Linked DNA regions of Homo sapiens: region 2 is linked to region 1. Evidence: read pairs that join two places in POLR2A ChIA-PET (ENCODE). Cell type or tissue: CD4-positive, alpha-beta T cell. All regions are shown on one strand. Each heading gives the region's core, and the rest is flanking DNA. Links, peaks and the distances in the headings are about the cores only.

Region 1 (5,381 bases), core at 118-5,117:
CTCTCCTCTAAATCGGCCTCATTTTCTCCTTGAGAGAAATTATAATTAGGGAAGAGAGTTGGGGTAGGGGGTGAGAAGGGGGGATGATGAGGAGGGGAAAGGAAGAAGGAGAGCATGGATTAAAGTCCCAGAAAAGTACTCTGGTCCAACTTGTGTGTCACATTTCCTATCTTGGAACTTTCTCACTTGATATCTACTCCCTGATCATTTTGTCATCTGTTAATCCCTTTTTCCTTTATTGACCCCTTCCACCCAACCTCCTCCTCATTCAGGGTTATAATTGTTTAAGACAAGCCTATTGCTTTGTGGTTATAGGCTGCTCAGATCAAGTACTGCTCAGATCAGGTAGCTATTTAACCTGTTTGAGAGTTGTCTAGAATGGATGGAGCCAGCACTTGATTGCTTGGTTAAGAAACAAAAATATTAAGGCCTCGGGAGGTTGCTACCAACACTCCCTTGGGCCACTGGCCATACTCATCTGTTTTGTGTACTAACAACTCTTACAAGAGGAAAAAAACCATTACAGCTCCTTTGTTACTCTGGAGTTGCTAAGAGCAGATCTGTTTGAAAGAAAGTGTGCCATTGACATTTTTCCCTAAACGTTTTAAAAAATAGTATTAGAAAATGCTGCTGAATTTTGTCTTTTAACAGCTCATAAAATCTAGGAATAAAATTATTTTTTAATATATTAAAATACATAGTGTATATAAGCAACAGGTGACTCATAAATGTGATTCTTCCAGTAAAATTGTGTTTTATACAGATGTATAGAAATTTGGTGTTGAGATCTACTTCAGTACTTGAATTTTCAAATTAAAAAAAAGGCCAAGAGAGGTTAAATGTCTTGCCCTGGTTATATAGCTTATGGCAACGAAACAAAACCAAACAAACCCTACACCCTTGGCGGGGCTTGGGGAAAGCAGAATAACAGCAGAGGACTTTGTCAGAAATTAGGTGGGAAGAGAGAAGACAGTAACAAGGCAATTTTACAAATTTAATCTCAATTTCACTTCACATTTACGCTTTAGCTAAGATGGGCTGAAATTTTTCAAATAAACTAAAAAAGGCAGGTGTATGTGTGTGCAAGATACATCAGAGGAAGGCAAGTTTACATAATAATTTCTTATCCTAATATAATGAAATTCAGGTTTCAGATTGACTGGATCTATTTCCCCACTTGGAAAGATCCTTCCCCGAAAGCAGGTTTATAAATTGCAGTTCTTCAGACGACTCATCCTATTCACTGATTACATGATGAGAATTGAAAACACACAGAGATTACTAGCTATGTGTCCCAGGCAAGATGGCTACCTCACGTGTAAGGTAAGTTTAAAAACAGCACACCTGGCCGGGCTCAGTGGCTCACGTCTGTAATCCCAGCACTTTGGGAGGCTGAGGTGGGTGGATCACCTGAGGTCAGGAGTTCGAGACCAGCCTGGCCAACAAGGTGAAACCCCATCTCTACTAAAAATACAAAAATTAGCCAGGCGTGGGAGCGCATGCCTTGTAGTCCCAGCTGAGGCTGAGGCAGGAGAATCGCTTGAACCAGGAGGCAGAGGTTGCAGTGAGCCAAGATCGTGCCACTGCACTCCAGCCTGGGCGACAGAGCAAGACTCCATCTCAAAAAAAAAAAAAAAAAAAACAGCACACCTGCTTCTCAGGTGCAGTTTGGATCACATGTTCTCTCAACGCTCTTGCCATTTTAATTTGGTGAAATGCTGTGTTCAACTAGATCTCAACTTTGCTGAAGCACTGGCCTGCCTGGGACCATGGCCTAATGTGGCCCATTGCAAAACACAATTTTGTTGATGTCTCATTTTAAAATTCATGCCAAAAATCATTTTATTTCAAATTGTTCATTGCTGGGTTTAATATAAAAATGTTGTTTTATTGTTCTTAACTCCCTAAATCTTTAAGCAAAATGGATGCTCGGGAAATTTGTTTCTCCTGAGGCTGCGTGTAACCCCGGCATCTTATTCCCCATGGGTTTGGAGGAATGCGTGGAGGAATGTGTGTGTGTATGTGTGGACAGCATCTTAAGAAATAAGGTGATCATTATAGAGTCATCTTCTTCAAATTTGTATAAGTTTTCTAGATAATGTGTAGTACAGCCTTCTGCTTAAGGATTATTGCAGTAACATAAGCCAGGCACAGTGGCTCACGCCTGTAATCCCAGCACTTTGGGAGGCCGAGGCAGGCGGATCATGAGGTCAGGAGATCGAGACCATCCTGGCTAACACGGTGAAACCCCGTCTCTACCAAAAATACAAAAAATTAGCCGGACGTGGTGGCAGGCGCCTGTAGTCCCAGCTACTCAGGAGGCTGAGGCAGGAGAATGGCATGAACCCAGGAGGCAGAGCTTGCAGTGAGCCGAGATCGTGCCATTGCACTCCAGCCTGGGCGACAGGGCAAGACTCCGTCTCAAAAAAAAAAAAAAAAGGATTATTGCAGTAACAGAAGAAGATGTGTTTCCGGAGCTTTGTATCCAGAAAATGCATGTGGGAAGATTATATGGAAAATGAAGATAATGAGTTTTAAAATAATACACAAAGTTACGGTACCAGAAAAGCAGTTAAATACCGTACAAAGTAATGAGAAACATGCTGAAAACAGTCTTGAGGAAGGCTAAAATTGTGGTTCCATACGTTGACTGACTGAATGAATATGGTTAAGGCAGTTGTTCTCAACCGGGGTTTTACTCTCCAGGCTCATGCAGAGTGGCCTCTTTGGGTCCTGTAATGGTCCTGTTCTTAACCACCACCGCTAGCTGGGGCCTGGGGTGGAAGAGTCTTATCCTAATCGGTCCCCAGACGGGGAGAGGGCAGTGCTTGTTTCCTAGCCACTCTGAAAGGCTGAAAGCTGTTAAGGAGGCTTAGTGTCATTTCAAGCAGTCTTCCTTGCCTCTGTGAGTAGTTTTTCCATATTTATGCTTAAAACAAACAGAGGAAGCTTTTCATTCCAATAATGAAATAAAAGGCTAAATTCAAGGTAACAAACGTTTTAGTGGGAAAGATTGTCAAGGATAACAAACCAACAAAGGGAAATATCTCTTATTAGCTCTTTTCTTCTTTTGATTAGAGAAAAAAGCCAAAGAACTACTTTTGGGGCTTTAAGTGGCTAGTGGACTACCCCAGAGGACACAAAGAAAGAGGGTTCTCAGTGTTTCTAGGGCACTTCCTGTTTTCTTTGAACTTGTGTGAGAATGTGAACTGTGGTGAGAGGCAGCTTTGAAATGTGACCAAAAAAAAAAAAAAAAAGACTGGTTTTAGTGTAGTTTATTTATTTTCTTTCAAAGCATTTGTGTTAATGAGTTGGATGGTAAGAGGTGATTAACATTCCAGATCAGTAGATTTCAGAAATGTCTTCCAACAGTGAAAATAACTTGTGTTAATCCTCCGAGCTTTCACCTTCACTTAGGCTGACTGAGGGGTGGGAAACAGCTTTGGAATCTTTACTGAGGACCAAGCAAATTTACAGTTTGAAAGTCAATCCTATTTAATTTTCCAACTTCTCCAGAATATTGTTTCCATTTAGCTTCTTGAGAGCATTTCTGGAGGGATTGCTATGTGCTAGGTACCGTGGGGGGTAACAGTTGTGAAGATGTGTGGCACAATTCCTGCATTCAAAGTGCATATGGTATAGCAGAGGAGAGAATCATAAAAATCTTACAGCAAAACGATAAGAAGCCTCATGAGGCCTATAGGAGCAGAAGGGAGCATTGGTTCTAGATGCTTGAGTATATAATTTTCCATAAATGGGGACAGTGCACAGGAGGAGCAGCACTTCAGGGATGAGAAAGCAGAAGCACAGGGTTTCTGTGATAATTCCTATAGGGAAGGGGGCTGGACCGTAGTATATATTGGTGCGGGTGGAGGGAGATGTGCTGGGAAACAGCCTGCGGGCATTGACAGCTGAGGTGAGGAATTGGACTACTTTCTATAGATGATAGCCAAGGAGAGTTTCTGAGTTGATGAGCCATCAGATCAGATCTGGCTTTTAGGGGTGAATCTGTCTGCACTGAGGCTATGGTGGGCGGAGAGGAGGATGAAGAGGTAGAGGTTCTAACAAAAGCATTGTGGGCACTTTCAGCATCGCACTCCAGACATCTTTGGCCTTGGATTAATAATTTATAAGTAATATATTCAATTTAAAAATTAATGTCAACTTTTGTGGTTACATTCCCCTTCTATCCTCTGAGTTTTCTTTTGTCATGCTGAAACCTATACTCCATTAGAATTATCCTTCTTAAATCTAGTCTCATCTTCCCAATTTAGCTTTTAAACTTTGGGTAACATTTACATTTTTTTGTCGTCTATTTTCTGCTCATTGGCTAAGGAGCCTTTTTCCTGCCCTGAGAATATAAGATTCATTGCAATTAAAGAGCCTAGTGGTTTAATGTGATTATTCTTTCTTGTTTTTCTGAGAAGTATCCTTGTGTTTTGTGGACCAGTCAATCCTGACTTTGATCTCTAGGGACAATACACTGTGAGTATTTATTTCAGGAAGGACACTGATCCTAGATATTCACTTAGAGGATGAATTTTCCTTATACCAAGGAAAATTGTAAGGTAGAATTTTTTTTTTTTTTTTTTTTTGAGACGGAGTTTCACTCTTGTTGCCCAGGCTGAAGTACAATGGCGCGATCTCGGCTCACTGCAACCTCCGGCTCCCAGGTTCAAGCGATTCTCCTGCCTCAGCCTCCCGAGTAGTTGGGATTACAAGCATGCACCACCATGCCCGGCTAATTTTTTGTATTTTTAGTAGAGATGGGGGTTTCTCCATATTGGTCAGGCTGGGCTCGAACTCCTAACCTCAGGTGATCTGCCAAGCCCAGTCTCCCAAAGTGCTGGGATTACAAGTGTGAGCCACAGCGCCCAGCCTGTATGATAGAAATTAAACTGATTACCCTTGTGAACTGAATGAGAACCTCCAAATTCTCATTCAATACAAGCATGAGTAGGACCTAGACATCTTATCTTGCTGAAATCTGGCAAGGCATACGGGCTGCCTGGTATACAATATATAGGATGCTCCCTCCCACCCCAGCCAAGATGGCATGATGCACTTACTTGTCCTTCTCTGGGAAGATAATGAACAGTGACGGCAGATTTCTCAAGGGTCCCTTATGATGGAGTTGCAATTCCCCATTCTTTTCCCCTTCTCAGAAATTTCTGAAACTCATTTAGTTAAAAGATTAAAGAAACACATTGCAAAGGGACTTGAAGTAATTGGGACCCGACTCACCTTCCTGATATAAATAACTAGAAGTAGACAAAATATGTGAAACAACTACTCTCAGAAATTGGACAACAGACAGTGCAGGGCCTTGATCCCCAAGAGAAAGATAAATAGCAAGGAACTGCACAAAATGTTTCGAGGAA
Region 2 (5,381 bases), core at 302-5,301, 560 kb after region 1:
TTAATATTAGAAATAAAAATTGGGTCAAAATTTGAAATAAAAAGTTTATTCTTGGCTTCACTAACTTTTTTTCTGGATTTTTATTTTAAGTACAATTTCAGGGAGTCATTTTTTTCATTGGGTGTTACTTTTACATATAAAAAGCATAATTGGGCCGGGCGCGGTGGCTCATGCCTGTAATCCCAGCACTTTGGGAGGCCGAGGTGGGCGGATCACGAGGTCAGGAGATCGAGACCATCCTGGCTAACATGGTGAAACCCCGTATCTACTAAAAATACAAAAAATTAGCAGGCCTGGTGGCGGGCGCCTGTAGTCGCAGCTTCTCAGGAGGCTGAGGCAGGAGAATGGCGTGAACCCCAGAGGTGGACCTTGCAGTGAGCCGAGATCACACCACTGCACTCCAGCCTGGGCGACAGAGGGAGACTCTGTCTCAAAATAGAAAAAGTAATTGTAGATGTATTACGTTACTTTCTGGGTATCTTCTAGGAGTTTTTATCAGCAAAACAAAGTATTCTGTTAAGTTATTTATTTATTTATTTATTTTGGTATTTTGGAATATCTCCTGAAATGACTTTCAAAATTACCAAACCCATTTATTTTTTTCTTATTACAGTTAAAAGTCTCTTTTTTTGTAATTTTTCTATGTCCAGGGCCATTTCAAAACTTGTCAAATTATCAAACCCATATTTTTTTCCTTATTACAATTAATCCATTTTTTGTTAATTTTTCTATGTCCAGGGATATGTCAAAACTTGCCAAAGTTTGTTCTTATCTATCACTGCCTGAATAATATCTATGCTTTTCTACTGTTACCTATAGACATTATTCATTTATAATATAATGGAATAATCTCACAGTTTATTTAGGGGAGCAGAAAGAGTAGCCTTATATTTTAGAGATGTATCCTGAAGAATTTATAGATGAGCTATCATGATGTCTGGGATTTGTTTTTAAAATATTCTGGGTAAAAAAGGGAGACAATATTAACGTCCGGAGTTTATTTAATAGTAATATACCAATGTTAACTTCTTAGTTTCACCAAATGTACTGTGGTTCTCTTAAGTCATTTACATTAGAGAAAACTGGCTGAATGGCATATGGAACTCTCTGTACTATTTTGCAACTTCTCTGTAAATCGGAAATTACTCTAATAAAAAGTTTATTTAAAAGAAAGAATTAAGGGGGGTGATAAATTAAGCAAAGATGGCAAAATGTTGAAAGTGTTTGAAACTGGTTGAATGGTTGAGGGTTATGTGTTCCTTTCTTGGGTAAACAGAGCTTTGCATGTCTCTCTCCCAGGTGTCTGGGTGTCAGAGCTGGACACTAAGCCTCAGCTTCTTTATTCTGTTGTTCCTGTGACCTTGGTTTTACAGCCTTTCCCTGCATTTAACATTCTACTTCCTTGGAAGAAAGAGCTTAAATGATTTTCAGTGACCACATGTCATAATGAATCATGAGATAATTTAACTATAACAATTCATGAAAGAACTGCTAGACAATTGATATTGTAGGATACATTTTTTAATAGCCTTCCACCACTGGTTGCCCTAAACTCCCTGTTACCATGAGTTCAATTCAGAAGAAGCCAAAGGATATGCTAATATAACACTGACTTTAGGAATGCTACTGTCTGTTTTTTTTCCCTTAATAAAAAGAGAAAATCTGACTAGCTTCTCATTGCATGTGAGGAGACTATAAAAATATGGTTAAGAAAAGTGTTTTCCATGTCCCCATCTGTCATATGGGGCCCTACTAAATGAAGACCAAAGAGAAGAGGACTAAAGGGGGCTTGACCAAAGATTCAGAAAAACAGTTTCATGATGCTATTCTGTGAATAATACTTGATCTGCCCATTAGTGAACCATGTTTCCTAGACTACCAGCAAACACAGGTTCTAGTGGATAGGCATTCTACAGCCTGCAACTGAGGTAAGTCATTTACACTGTGTCAGATGTGTGAGGCTGCTGGAGTTTCTGTCATTACCATTAGCTAGCTAGAATTGTATAGCATTATCTTGTTGTATGTTTTGTAATAGGCACTTCATGCATTTTCTCATTTATTATTCACTGCAGAGTCAGAATATTTTTATGGAATTGTAGATAGGATTTTCAAGCTTTAGAAAATAATTTGTGAAATGCAAAAATGAGTTTGGAATCAAACTTGTTTTCCTAGCTTTCAGGAACACCATTTCTTAATCATTGCAGCTAATGCAAATGGATTTACCAGCGGTTTTTATATGGGCTTATTTTACTAATGAAATAAAAAACACAAAGTCATCATGTATGCTTATCTAAATTTTTCCAATATTCTTTTTCCTAATAAGTCTTTTATTTAATGCTGTGTATTCTTTCTGCATCACCAGCAGTGGAGAGAATTTGATCAGAGTTGTGACTCTGAGAGCTGGAGTCAGCTTATACTTTATTGTTATTTATTTATTTACTTATTTATTTGAGACAGAGTCTCGCTCTTTTTGCCCAGGCCGGAGTGCAGTGGCGCAGTCTCAGCTCACTGCAACCTCTGCCTCCCAGGTTCAAATGATTCTCCTGCCTCAGCCTCCTAAGTCGCTGAGATTACAGGCGTGCACTATCACAGCAGGCTAAATTTTGTATTTTTAGTACAGAGGGGGTTTCATCATGTGGGCCAGGCTAATCTCTAACCCTTGACCTGAGATCTGCCCACCTCAGCCTCCCAAAGTGTGTGAGCCACCACGCCCGGCTGGAGTCACCTATACTTTAAACTGGGGCCCTACGTGGAGTCAGGCTCATCTTTCTGGACCTGGGTGGCACTGAGTAGCTCGGCCTGTGCTACATTCCTAACACGGCCTTGCTATGCGAAGTCAGTGTATCTGTTTTATAAAGACCATCTGACTGGTGCTGTTTTACCATTGATGTGCTATCGATGTGATTTTCTAGTTCCAAAACACTAGTTTCAGTAGTTAGTATAACTTAACAACTCCCTCTGAAATGTTACAGGGCCTCTGTGTTTCATGTTACTTCAAAATAGAAATGAGAAGTCACTAAATGTATTATTACTAACATCAGGAAGCCTTTATTATAACCTACAGGTAGAATATAATTACAAATAATACATTAAAGATTGTCTATATTTTTCAAGCCTTTTTATAAATAAAAGCTTTTGGTTATTGTGTTAGAAAAAAATTCGACATTAAAAATTGGAGGAATAATGAGTTGAAAGATTACCATCTTTTGAAGTGATAGATTAGAAATAAAATAGGCACAAGTTGTTATATGTAAGCTGCATTTTTTAAAAGTAATCTGAAAGGCTTTAAAATTATGTTGCTGGTGGGCTTTCTGGTAACTTACATGGAAATTATTTTTTATATTTTTATCAAGAAGTCAGTTCCAGGCATTTAAATGAATAACTCATGAATACCTTTGGGTCTATGTCATGGACCTCTTTTGGATTTCAAGGATATTGCAGGATTTTACATTCGTTCAATGAGACTCTTTAGTTTTTTGTACAAATATTTGGGTTAATGAGTAGCAGCAAGCCTAACAATAAAGCTTGACTTGCATTTAGAAACAGGATTTCTAAGTAAACCTGTCCATATTTGCTAGCTAACTGTATTTTTTCATACTGAGTTTTTTTTTGTTTTTTTTTTTTTTATCTTTCAAAGCTATAATTAACTTTATGGTCCAGTAAGGCCAGAATTGGTAGCACAAAAAATCCTGTCTTTTATGCATTATTTTCACATCTTAATTTTTCTTTCTGAGCCTTGGTCTCTTTAGGTGAGGCAAAAGTCTCAGTGACCTTTGAGCGGAATGCTTTTGAGAGGTGATAGTACAGGATAGGATCAAAGCACAGGTTCGACACAGCCAGGAGCAGTGTAGCCTCTTTGGCTTTGAAGAGTGAAATCCTGGTTGAGCAATCAGTTATGACTTCTGTCTGGCTGAGGGTATACGGGATTCGGACAATGTGGTAAGGAACAAAGCATATGATGTAGCCCGTGGTCACTAAAAGTATGTTGATGAGAGCCTTTTTCACATTTGGGTAATTTTCATTATCTTTGTTTCTGTAGAGCTGTCGAATTACAAGGCAATTGGATATTAAAATGATGGCTGAGAAATTTAAAAATATTGCTACACATATGAAATTTGTCAGCAAATGCCAATTTCTTCCAAATTCCTTTTTAAACTCCATACAACCCACATTTGACTTTTCCTTGATGTCTTTGATGGGAATCATCATATTTGGCACCATTATAAGAAGGACCATTAGCCACACAACGGTTGATATCATTTTGGCAAATCCGGGTTCTTGTATTCGGTAGATCTTGCAGCTGTGTGTCAGCTGAAGACAGCGGTCAATGCTGACAAATGCTAAGAAGATAATTGATAAATACATATTGATATAGATGAGGCAGGCTGTTACTTGGCAGTGGAATATCTTCAGCTTCCAAGGTGCCACACCCAAGTCAACAACAATTTTCACTGGTAATGCCAGAGTAAGCAGGAAATCGGCTGTAAGCAAATTAATTAAGTAGATGCTCACACACCTGTGATTCGTATTCTTCTGTATAAAAGCCCAGGTTGCAAAACAACTTCCAATAATTCCAACAAGGAAAACTAAATAAAAAAAATACGTGAATGGCTCCAGATCTTTATAAACTGGGCAGAAGAACGAACTGTTTGTCATCTTGAGGGAAAGTAAGGATGACTGCTTATTGAAAAGAAAAAATTTCTAAGACTCTGTAAAAGAAACAAGGAAAGGGAGGTTAGTAATTAAAATTAGCAACTATTTTCTTTAAAAGACATTGGTCTTCACAATACCGTTGTCTTTCCAGTTCTTAGAATTTTATTGGTGAACTTACCAGACCATATGGCCTGGTGAGAACATACTAGATTGTGAAGATGCCTGGGTTTTCCATTGTCTGATTTTGTGACTTTCAGGAAATCCCATGCAGGTTTGCTTTTGGTAGGGATATTTTCAACCTCAGGTTTTTCCATTCTGGTAGTTCTTGTTACCAGTTGGGTTGGAAGTTAGTTTGCAGAGGAGATAAGTGAACCGAGATTCTGAGAAGTAGAGAGAGGAAACTAGGGTTGTGGTTGAGCATGAAGAGCTTTCAATGAGGCCTTCTGGTTTTTTTCTTGTTTTAGTTTTTTGTTTTCCATAGATTCATGTGGCTCCTAAGGCTGGGAGAACCCAGGCTGACAGGGGAAGTAAGGAGTTGATGGAAAATCTCCAGCCTGGTCGCAAGAGTCTGTCTCAAAAACAAACAGAAAAAAACCAAAAAAACAAACAAAAAAACCCACAACTACCAGAACATGGATGTATGTTCATTGGTTACAAAATCCTTGGAGAAAGATTTATTTATATTAGTATCAAAACATCTGACTTCAACACTTGAGTCGCTTTTTTTT

The links. ChIA-PET counts read pairs that join two places held together with the same protein. Peaks named below come from ENCODE experiments on the same cell type or tissue, not always from the same donor. Only the 100,000 strongest peaks of a DNase experiment are listed, where the experiment ranks them.
Region 2: POLR2A ChIA-PET joins it to region 1 with 9 read pairs; 1 of 35 experiments calls an interaction of 5 or more read pairs at or near these places.

Annotation. Positions count from the first base shown.
Region 1 is chr3:150,632,498-150,637,878 of GRCh38, forward strand. No RefSeq gene overlaps it. Among named protein-coding and RNA genes, the nearest start is that of SELENOT, 32 kb to the left of the region's middle. RefSeq lists a silencer at 2,625-2,919. In CD4-positive, alpha-beta T cell, for the core only: no CTCF peak of the experiment used is centred there; a DNase peak (open chromatin) is centred at 3,184; H3K27ac peaks cover 1,059 bases.
Region 2 is chr3:151,194,731-151,200,111 of GRCh38, forward strand. All of the region lies in intron 16 of MED12L (mediator complex subunit 12L), which reads left to right. It overlaps GPR171 (G protein-coupled receptor 171), which reads right to left. Exons shown (of 3, transcript NM_013308.4): 3 at 3,102-4,709. The coding sequence starts at 4,656. The coding sequence ends at 3,697. Among named protein-coding and RNA genes, the nearest start is that of GPR171, 5.8 kb to the right of the region's middle. In CD4-positive, alpha-beta T cell, for the core only: no CTCF peak of the experiment used is centred there; no DNase peak of the experiment used is centred there; H3K27ac peaks cover 582 bases.